2 separate regions of the Homo sapiens genome follow, and region 2 is linked to region 1. A link is a contact called in ENCODE Hi-C or POLR2A ChIA-PET data. All regions are on one chromosome and are shown on one strand. The core of a region is the stretch at or near the end of the contact, and the rest is flanking DNA. Distances in the headings are between cores, read along the strand shown.

The links. Hi-C counts contacts between places; a loop is a spot of excess contacts on that map. ChIA-PET counts read pairs that join two places held with the same protein, here RNA polymerase II (POLR2A). Pooled maps may share reads with other maps.
Region 2: a map of CD8-positive, alpha-beta T cell shows a loop between it and region 1 (2.3-fold over the local background). The contact joins two enhancer-like sites. A Hi-C loop is called at or near these places in 4 of 168 maps with a recorded cell type or tissue (CD4-positive, alpha-beta memory T cell, CD8-positive, alpha-beta T cell and naive thymus-derived CD4-positive, alpha-beta T cell), 1 of 37 single-sample maps with no recorded cell type and 11 of 50 pooled maps. POLR2A ChIA-PET finds 5 or more read pairs at or near these places in 8 of 52 experiments (CD4-positive, alpha-beta T cell, CD4-positive, alpha-beta memory T cell, H1 and 4 more).

The regions. Positions count from the first base shown.
Region 1 is chr9:78,071,900-78,077,265 of GRCh38, reverse strand. No RefSeq gene overlaps it. Among named protein-coding and RNA genes, the nearest start is that of GNAQ, 43 kb to the right of the region's middle. Within about 2 kb of position 2,430, at least 3 of the 41 ENCODE cell types and tissues checked have a DNase peak (open chromatin) inside an H3K27ac peak, as active enhancers do; they include CD4-positive, alpha-beta T cell and CD8-positive, alpha-beta T cell, where a contact is called at or near this core.
Region 2 is chr9:78,115,625-78,121,231 of GRCh38, reverse strand. No RefSeq gene overlaps it. Among named protein-coding and RNA genes, the nearest start is that of GNAQ, 87 kb to the right of the region's middle. Within about 2 kb of position 2,096, at least 5 of the 41 ENCODE cell types and tissues checked have a DNase peak (open chromatin) inside an H3K27ac peak, as active enhancers do; they include CD4-positive, alpha-beta T cell and CD8-positive, alpha-beta T cell, where a contact is called at or near this core.

The DNA of each region.
Region 1 (5,366 bases), core at 1,181-3,680:
TGGTAGATCTTCCTCCATCCCTTTGTTTTGAGCCTATGTGTGTCTCTGCACATGAGATGGGTTTCCTAAATACAGCACACTGATGGGTCTTGACTCTTTATCCAATTTGCCAGTCTGTGTCTTTTAATTGGAGCATTTAGCCCATTTACATTGAAGGTTAATATTGTTATGCATGAATTTGATCCTGTCATTATGATGTTAGCTGGTTATTTTTCTCGTGAATTGATGCAGTTTCTTCCTAGCCTCAATGGTCTTTACAATTTGGCATCTTTTTGCAGTGGCTGGTACCAGTTGTTCCTTTCCATGTTTAGTGCTTCCTTCAGGAGCTCTTGTAGGGCAGGCCTGGTGGTGACAAAATCTCTCAGCATTAGCTTGTCTGTAAAGTATTTTATTTCTCCTTCACTTATGAACCTTATTTTGGCTGGATATGAAATTCTGGGTTGAAAACTCTTTTCTTTAAGAATGTTGAATATCGGCCCCCACTTTCTTCTGGCTTGTAGAGTTTCTGCTGAGAGATCAGCTGTTAGTCTGATGGGCTTCCCTTTGTGGGTAACCTGACCTTTCTCTCTGGCTGCCCTTAACATTTTTTCCTTCCTTTCAACTTTGGTGAATCTGACAATTATGTGTCTTGGAGTTGCTCTTCTTGAGGAGTATCTTTGTGGCATTCTCTGTATTTCCTGAATTTGAATGTTGTCCTGCCTTGCTAGATTGGGGAAGTTCTCCTGGATAATATCCTGCAGAGTGTTTTCCAACTTGGTTCCATTCTCCCCGTCACTTTCAGGTACACCAATCAGACGTAGATTTGGTCTTTTCTCATAGTCCCTTATTTCTTGGAGGCTTTGTTTGTTTCTTTTTTCTCTTTTTTCTCTGAACTTCTCTTCTCACTTCATTTCATTCACTTGATCTTCCATCACTGATACCCTTTCTTCCAGTTGATTGTATTGGCTACTGAGTCTTGTGCATTCATCATGTAGTTCTCATGCCTTGGTTTTCAGCTCCATGAGGTCCTTTAATGACTTCTCTGCATTTGTTATTCTAGTTAGCCATTCATCTAATTTTTTTTCAAGGTTTTTAACTTCTTTGCCCTGGGTTCGAACTTCCTCCTTTAGCTCGGAGTAGTTTGATCATCTGAAGCCTTCTTCTCTCAACTCGTCAAAGTCATTCTCCATCCAGCTTTGTTCCGTTGCTGGTGAGGAGATGTGTTCCTTTGGAGGAGGAGAGGCACTCTGATTTTTAGAGTTTCCGGTTTTTCTGCTCTGTTTTTTCCCCATCTTTGTGGTTTTACCTACCTTTGGTCTTTGATGATGGTGACGTACAGGTGGGGTTTTGGTGTGGATGTCCTTTCTGTTTGTTAGTTTTCCTTCTAACAGTCAGGACCCTCAGCTGCAGGTCTGTTGGATTTTGCTGGAGGTCCACTCCAGACCCTGTTTGCCTGGTTATCAGCAGTGGAGGCTACAGAACAGTGGATATGGTGAACAGCAAATGTTGCTGCGTGATCATTCCTCTGGAAGTTTTGTCTCAGAGGAGTACCTGGCCGTGTGAGGTGTCAGTCTGCCCCTATTGGGGGGTGCCTCCCAGTTAGGCTACTCGGGGGTCAGGGGCCCACTTGAGAAGGCAGCCTGTCCGTTCTCAGATCTCAAGCTGCGTGCTGGGAGAACCACTACTCTCTTCAAAGCTCATTTGGAAATGCAGAAATCACCCATCTTCTGCATCACTCACACTGGGAGCCGTAGACTGGAGCTGTTCCTATTCGGCCATCTTGGCTCCACCTGCAGTCAGTTTTTTAAAAAAGGAATCCCCCAGTGAGATTTCACATCAGGTGGCCACCAGTTACATAGTCTGCCTTTTTTTTTTTTTTTCTTCCTTCCCTTAACTGTCTCACTTTCTCACTCCCTTACTGATGGATCCTGGAATCACCTCAAACAGACTACCTGAAATCACATCCCATGACAGCACTTTTTCTGGGAGACAAAAACCTAAAATAGAAAACTGAAGGAACAAAGCACTCCTGCCAATGGGTGTGGCAAAACGTTTCTAAAGCACTGGCTTAGAGAAGGGATACTTAGCAAAAGTTTGCTTTAAAGTTTGAAAAGTATATTCAGCACTAAATAGATGCTCCCACAACTGACATGGCTGCCTATTGCAGCCAGTAGTCCTCTATTTTGCAGCCACATCAGTTGCCTTGGATTACATCATCTGTGGTGATTGAGGCTGCAGCCATTAGGTTACGCTGTCCATGTGGCTTAACTAATGTAAAGGGATCCAAATCCCAGGCCATTGTTGTCTGGTTAAATTTTTCTTTTTAATCAAAAATTGTTCCGAAACAAAAGACAAAGACCAGCAAAGGAAATAAGATAACAAACAGTTATGTGGGTTTTTGTGACAGGAAGAGGGCAAGAGAAAAGTGTCTTTGAAAGGAAGATTCAAAGCATGATTCATATCTCTAAGCTAAGTTGATGATGCAGCTCCTGGCAAATGACTTCCATTTAGGACAACTCCATGAATGTTTGCTGAGTGAGTGAGTGAATGGATGAGGGGATGTGTGAATTCATAAATAAGTGAAGGGATGTTTGCTCTGCCAAAGAAATCCTCTTATTGCCCATTCCTGGAAGATGAAGAGAGGAGGAAAGAACATGGTTACCTTCACAGTTAAAGTCATGTAGGAGGCTTTATGAGTATTTCAGGGCAGGGTGGAGTTGAAAGCTCTCTCTCGTCTTGATAAGGCCAGGGTCAATGTTCACAGAGAATAGAGCCAAACTTCTGAAAATTAAAAAAAAGTTGAAAATGCAAACCTGACTAGACATGGGAACAGGTTGTAAGAAACCCTTGAGAAATGAGTGATGCATGACTTCAGATGTTCTAGAGGAAACTTTATGGACTTCTGGACAGTGAAGAGCTATAGCTGGAGAAATAATCTTTTTGACCCTCTGATCTACCCGTAGAGAAACCAGCCTCACAGATTACACTTAAAATAGTCTTTATCCCCCAACCTAAACTATTTCTCTCCACCTTTCCTCCCTCCCTGCTTCCCGCCTAGCTTCCTTCTTTCCCTCCCCACTTCCTTCCGCCTGTTGTTCCAGTTCCCCTCTTACCATCCCCCCTGCTTTCTTCCTTCCTTCCTGCAAATAGTTGAATTACAGTTAAGAAAAATGACTTTTGACTTAAGTGAGATGTCAAAAGAAGAAGAAACCGGGCTTTAGAGAGGAGCAGTAGATCAGGAAAGAACAATTGGTAGAAAAGTCATTTGAGGTGATCATCAAATAAAAGTTCTAAAGGGAAGACCGAGGAAGAGAATTGCAGAAGGAAGTGCTGAGTGTGCGAAGGAATGGAGGAGCTGTCCAGGGCACAGGCTGCTCCACGTGGTGAGAGTAAACGATGAGCGTGGGTAGGCGCAGAGGATGATGTCAGAGAGTTGACAGGAGCCAGATTTTAAAAAGGCTCACGCCTGACACCATCAATAGCTGTTCCCAAATGTGAACAACTCCTGACCCACACCCCACCAAATTCTCTTGTAAGTGTACAAACACATGGACTGGCACACCCTTGTTTCAATATGAGCCATACAAATTCATATACTATTCCTGATGTCAGGGCACCTTGGACTATACCGTCTATGGTGATTGAGGCTGTAGCCATTAGCTGAGCTGTCCATGTAGCTTAACTAATGTAAAGGGATCCACATCCCAGACTATGACCCAGCAGTGCCCCTCAGGTCACATGTTTATATGTCGGGGAGGAAGGGCCGTGGAACATCTCTCCACTGGGGATGGGGTTGGCCTTTTGATCCATCTATTGTCCCTTGTAATTTCTGGCAATGACATCAAAGATCAGCAGCTCAGTCAATGGAAGGATTTTATACAGGAATTTGATGTAATCAGATTTGCATTCTAGACAGAAAATTTCAGACAGTTGAGAGAACAGCAACTTTAGTTTAATTTACGCTCAGACTTTACAACTGAATCCCCTTGTAAGATGTGACTTCTTAATCCTTACAACCAGAACAAGAAAGAAAAAATCTCTTAGCATGCATTAAAGGTACAGAGGTTTAATATTAATGAAACCAAATAAACACTTTGGAACTCCCCACCTATTTGCCATCAACACATGGGAATTGATAGTCATCTTAAAGCTAGCCTGGCATGACCACTCGGACATATGGACTTTCTTTTTCTTCCTGCTTTGATGTTAGCTCAGTAGTTCTCAAACTTTCATGTTTAGTTAGATTGCATATGCGAAACCATATATGCTGTGCTAGGTGGGAAATGTTTGAGTCATTTTGACTCTTTGAGACCTTTGCATTATATACTCTCTAGCCTCTCCACCTAAGTTTAAGATTCTCATCTCTAGTCTTGAGCAATGGTCCAGGAAAGAGATAAGAACAGCAGAACTCAAGGTAATGGCTGCAGGAATGTGAAAAACATCTATTCAGGAAACTGGAGCTTTGCTTCCTAACTCTGTCTCCTGCTCTCTGGTCTCATCAATCCCACTTCTTGCTTTTGACCTACATTCCCTGTGCCTTCACTCTGCCCCACACTTCCTAGCTGTTAGGTTAGATTATGAGCCCTGATGTGGATACACGTTCATTTTTCTCTCCCTTCTCTCTGTGGAAACCTGGTGCCTATGGCAAATTCCTGATCTCAGTGGGTTGACTCATCTCACACAGATTAAACTAAACTGGAATGGATCTCCCACAATGAGTATAATCTTTTTAAAATTTATTTTCCAATTTCCTCATCGATGAGCTGGGCATAATAATAATACAGACTTCATGGTTGTCAAAGGATTAAACTGGATAATGAAAAGTAAAATTTTCAGCATACTAACCAGATAGTAAGTTCTCAGTACATCTTAGCTACTTCTTCTGCCCTAATGTCTATGAGTTTTTACAGAATAATACACTTATTATTTTTATTTAAAATTTTTATAGATACATAATAGTCACACTGCACTTATCTTTAAGTTTATGCAGAAGAGTAATATTTTCAGACAATGAGTATAGATACACTTATGTTGACTTCTGCCTTGATATTCTGCCAAAATTTGCTCTTTGGCTCTGGTTTCAATCTTTGCCTTTGGAAAGCTAGAAAGCTGATTGCTCTTTTCACTCTCATTCCTCATATTTTTAACGTCGTCAATGACCAATGATCATATATTCAGGTACTCCACCATCACACATAACCAGCATAACAACTTCAGTTATGCCAATAAGATCTACCACTCAGATATTTTTATGACTGTCTAAATATTTTCTTTCATTCAACATGTAACTTAAAGTGAAAATTACCCTTATGTGCTTTATATATTGGAGTTTTATTAGTTGAAATAGATGCATATTTATTACAGTAAGTTAACATGCTATGAGAATT
Region 2 (5,607 bases), core at 847-3,346, 44 kb before region 1:
GAGAGGGCGGCTTGGGCTTGCTTTTAGTTTGTCGACATCAGAGGACACAAAGTGATGCCTGCCAGTCCACATCTGGCCCCCAGATTTGTTTTATTTGACCTGAACAGAATTGGCCCATCCAGTGCTTTAATAAAATTTGAATTTGTTTTCAACATTTAAAACTCAGGAGATTTCACATACAAACCCAGATTTCCTGCTTCTCTGGAACAATAAGAAGATGTGAAACCTGGCCCCGTGTTCCTATACGGCAAAGCTGCTTCCTTTAGATGGGTGTGGACTCTGGAATCTGCCACCATCCCCTTCATTCTTTATTGTTCTCCCCAAAGTCAGGTGTCGGTTGCTATTTATCATCATACATACACTCCTATTTTCCTTAAAGTTGAAGAAAACGAAGCATTTCTTTAGAAAATGAGGATATAACAAGAGGAGTAGTGTTTTTAAAAATAAATTTTCTTATACCAGACCCCTTTTCTCGTTTGCATTATGGGCCTGTCTTCTCTAGGCATTTAAGTTTGCTATTGCAGGTCTAGCTCTTAATCCAGAGGTGAAAAGTTGTCTTTATATTAAAGAATGATGTGGAATATCACAGCAGTAAAAAGGAGCAGAACTACTAATGCACACTAAAATTAATGAATTCCAAAAGTTAGGCTGAGCAAAAGAAGTCAGACACAAAAGCATAATACTATATAATTCCATTTAGATGAAAAATTCTAGAAAAGTTGAAACTAAGCTATAGTAACAGAAAGCAGAGCAGTTGTTTCCTAGGACAGAGGTTGGCTGCAAAGGGCATGAGAAAAAGTTTCTGGAATGATGGAAGTGCTCTATCACTTAATTGTAGTGGGACTTATATGCAGAGATATATATTTGTTAAATCTCATTGACGTGCATTGTATTTTATTTTATTATTTTTTTAGACAGAGTTTCTCTCCTGTTGCCCAGGCTGGAGTGCAATGGCCCGATTTCAGCTCACTGCAACCTCCACCTCCTGGGTTCAAGCGATTCTCCTGCCTCAGCCCCCCGAGTAGCTGGGATTACAGGCATGCACCACCACACCTGGCTAATTTTGTATTTTTAGTAGAGACAGGGTTTCTCCATGTTGGTCAGGCTGACCTCAGGTGATCCACCCACCTTGGCCTCCCAAAGTGCTGGGATTACAGGCGTAAGCCACCACGCCCAGCCTGATGTGCATTTTAAATAAATGTTTTTCTTGCATGCCTATTATACCTAATAAAGTTGATTCTTTTGTTACCTAATAGAATTGTCCAAGGAAAGAGATGGAATAAAGTGGGCCCTTGCCTAGGGCTCTTTTTTGCCTATCGCTGTCTGGAATTTACTATAGTAGGTGGGAGAATAGAATAGAATAGAATTTCAAGATTCACAGGCATTGTGACCAATATTTATGTCTCCTGGAGATGTAAATAACATTTGGCAGAAGGCAACAGACCCAGTTGAGAGTTCAGTTGGTAGAGGAGGCATGGATTGTGGCACAAGTTCCTCCAGAGACTTTAAACTGCTGGAAGACCTGCTCTTCAGCCTCCTTCCATGTGAAGAGAGCCTCCTGGAGGCCCTGGGAGAGGAGCTAGTAAGCTGCATGAGGCGCTGGCAGAAATGTGGGGGCTTTTCTTTTTTCCCTTCTTTCCTTCTTCCTGCTCCTTCTTTGATAAACTCACACTCCGGAACCTCAATCTGCAAAGGCATCTTTTATTCGTGGTGGGCGACATTCCTTGGTGAGAAAGCAAAATCTGGTCTGGGCGACCCTGGATATCCTCCTGGAGGACCAGGGCAGGCTCACCTCCAAATACACAGGGCTTTGGGGTGTAGGCTTTTGGCTTGGTTGTATCTGACATTGCAGGCAAATGCCCCATCTTTCCTCCTTTCTTGTGTTTCTTAGTCAGGATTGAGAAACTGACTTGCACTGTAAAAAATGCAAAGCAATAGAATTTTTATGGTTGACTTGGCCAACTTACAAGAACCTGACAGAGCTCTCAGTAAATTCAGAACTGAAGAACTCATTACGTGGGAGTATTAACAGATACTATGGGTACTCCACCCATATTCTCTTGCCCTTACCACTTCCTCATAAGCTGTTTGATTTCAACAGCAGCACCTGCATTTCTTTGCCTGAGGGTTTTCCAGTGAGGTTGTACCATTGTGCATTCCCACCAGCAATATCTGAGAGTTCCAGTTGCCTCTCATCATCAACAGCACTTGATATTATTGTCAGGTTCTTTTTTAAAGTTATTCTAGTAAGTGTAGCATTGTCTCATCATGGTTTTAACTTGCATTTCCGTAATGACTAATGATGTTGAGCACCTTCCATATGTTTATTGGCTACCAATATATCTCCTCTGGTGAAGTATCTGTTCAAAACTTTGCTATTTAAAAAAAAAAAACTTGGTCTTTTTTTGGTTGAGTTTTGATAGTTCTTCATATAGTCTGGCTTCAAGTTTGTTGTCAGAAGAGTGCTTTACAAATATTTTTTCTCTGTCTGTGGCTTATCTTTTCTTTTCTTTTTCTTTTTCTTTTTTTTTTCTTTTCTGTTTTTGAGACAGGGTCTCACTCTGTCGCCCAGGCTGAAGTACAGTGGCACAATCTCGGCTCACTGCAACCTCCACCTCCCAGGTTCAAATGATTCTCCTGCCTCAGCCTCCCGAGTAGCTGGGACTACAGGGACTACAGGCACATGCCACCACACTGAGCTAATTTTTGTATTTTTAGTAAAGACAGGGTTTTGCCATGTTGGCCAAGCTGGTCTCAAACTCCTGAGCTCAAGTGATGTGCCTGCCTCAGCCTCCCAAGGTGCTGGAATTACAGGTAGGAGCTACCATGCCTGGCCCGTCTTTTTGTAATGTCTTTCATAGAGCAAAAGTTTTGCATTTTGATGAAGTTCAACTTATTGATTGTTTTTCTTTTATGGCTGTGCTTTAGGTATCAGATCTGAAACTATTTCCCTAATCCAAGCTCACATTCAGAATCAACACCTGTTTCTGATTCATTTTGAGTTAATTTTTGTACATGGTGTGAGAAATGAATCAAAATTCATTTATTTGTCTAATTCTTCCAGTTATTTCTTGATAATATATTTCATATAAGGTCTTTTTCCAATATTACTCCACTTGTTTTTCCTTTCTTTGCGCCCCAGGCATAACCAATCTCGAGATTTTTGTGCATATCCTTCTGATGCAGCTTTTACACATTTGGGTATAAATATGTGTCAGCTGGGCATGGTGGTTCATGCCTGTAATCCCAGCACTTTGGGAGGCTGAGGCGGTTGGATCACAAGGTCAGGAGTTCAGGACCAGCCTGGCCAAGATGGTGAAACCCCGTCTCTACTAAAAATACAAAAATTAGCCAGGTGTGGTGGCAGGCGCCTGTAATCCCAGCTACTTGGGAGGCTGAGGCAGGAGAATCGCTTGAACCCGGGGGGCAGAGGTTGCAGTGAGCTGAGATCAGGCCACTGCACTCCAGCCTGGGTGACAGACTGAGACTCTGTCTCAAAAAAAAAAAAAAAAAAATTGTGTCACTAAATACATATAACATAGTATTTATTTTTACATGTTTTAAGCTCTATTCATCTTGATATGCATAGATCTAGTTTATTCCTTTTAACTGCCATATAATATTGCAATATATGAGTATACTACTTCCATCTCTTAATTGATGGACATTAAGGTAGAATCAATTTTTCAGGAGTACAAATGCTGCTACAATAACCATCCTTGTACACATTCCTTGTGCTCATGTAAGAGTTTGTCTAGGATACATAATGGAAATTCAGTGGCTAGGTAGTAGGATGTGTGTTTTTACTAAAATGGCTGAACCAACTGACAATCCCACAGCACAGTATGATTTACAGTCCCACAGCTTCACCAGATCACAAGACTCTGAAATTACTGCCAATACAATAGGTATGAAATAGATTTTTTTAGAAACTGGCATTCATCTGATTACTAGTGAGATCAAGCATCCTTTTAAATGTTTGTTGTTCATTTCTGAATTGGCCTTTTCTGTAAGTTTCTTTCTCACATAAGTTTTTAATTTTGATAGATATTTCTCAATATTTTCTATATAGAACTTTGTCTTGTTTAAGAAATACTTTTCTACTCTGAGCTCATAAAGAGATTTTCTTATTTTTTCCATATATAGTTTTTCAGTGGAGTAATTGCCCCTAAAATTGTCTACTGAGATAAACCTTCATACAGTGAAATACACAAACCTTAAGTACAGTTTCATCAGTTTTGACAAATATATACTTATGTAATCCACACCTCACTCAAAATACAGAACATTTCCATCACTGTAGAAATTTTCCTTGTACCCCTTCCCAGTAACCCCATTCTCTGAAGCCACAACTGTTCAGATATTTTTCTAACATATTTGCTTATTCCAGAAATTAATGTGTAGAATCATACAATATGTACTCTTTTGTGTCTGGTCCAGCTTTTTTCACTCAATGCAATAGTTTTGAGATGTATTCATATTGATGCGTGTATCAGTATTTTATTCTTTATTGCTAAATTGTTCCATTGTATAGATGTATTAGTTTGTCCTTCTGATGGACATCTGGGCTGATTCCAGTTTGGGACTGTTACGAAAAAATTTACTATGAACATTCCCATACAAGGTTTCTTGTGGACTTAGTTTTTCTCTTCCCTTAGATAAATATTTAGGGGTGAAATTGCTTGGTAGCCACTTGCATTTTAAGTTCACAGGTAATGGTCACTGGGCAAATGGCTTTGACTGATAGCACTTGGTGAATAAAAACCAAGAAGTTTTCCTCTTTTTTTTCTCTTCATTTTTCTCTGCCTATTCCTTCTCACACTCCCTCCCTTTCAAGGTCAACAGCTATAACAGCAATGTGATTCTTAATTATGAGACATTTATTGGAGTCTGGGAACACTACTTCAACTTGGAAAACACCGTTTTATAAGGCAACAGTTTTCAAAGTTTTGCAAAGGGAGTGAAACCTATTTTCTAAATGAAATCTTCTGAGGAGCCCCAATATAAAAAAATGCTTTTTAAATATGGGGCTACTTTAGTTTTGGGGGGATGCCACTCTGCTTGTAGCTACCATATCATCCTTGTTAAGCAATTCCTTAATTTCTATAGAACATATTTTGAAACACTTTGGTCTAAGGAGATTCATACTTATGCTGTGGCTAATTTTGTGTTGTTTAAATTTTATGGGTATGGGTTGTTATGATATTTTATGTGTTCAGTTGATACTGTGAACTTTTAGAAAAGTGATATGCATGAGAGACTTAAAATTGGAATTCTCTAACACTGGAGATTCTGAAAGAGCTACTTGTTTCTAATGGAAGGACCCCCTGGCTAGAGCTGTTCCAAGAAGAAAATTTGGTGTTTAAATGGAACTCCTCTGCCTTTTGTAAAACTTTTATTTTTCTATGATAAAGAGAAATGGAATCATTAATGACATGTATGTGTGGGTGTGTTACTGAGTTATCTTAATACTATAGCATCATACTCATGAATACAATGTATTGTTTCGCTATAAAATCTAATAAAGTAATTTTTTGTTATGCTTAATAGATGGGAAAGAGACTGGGGGGCCTCCTTTGTTTAGTGCATAATATGGCTTGAAGTCCA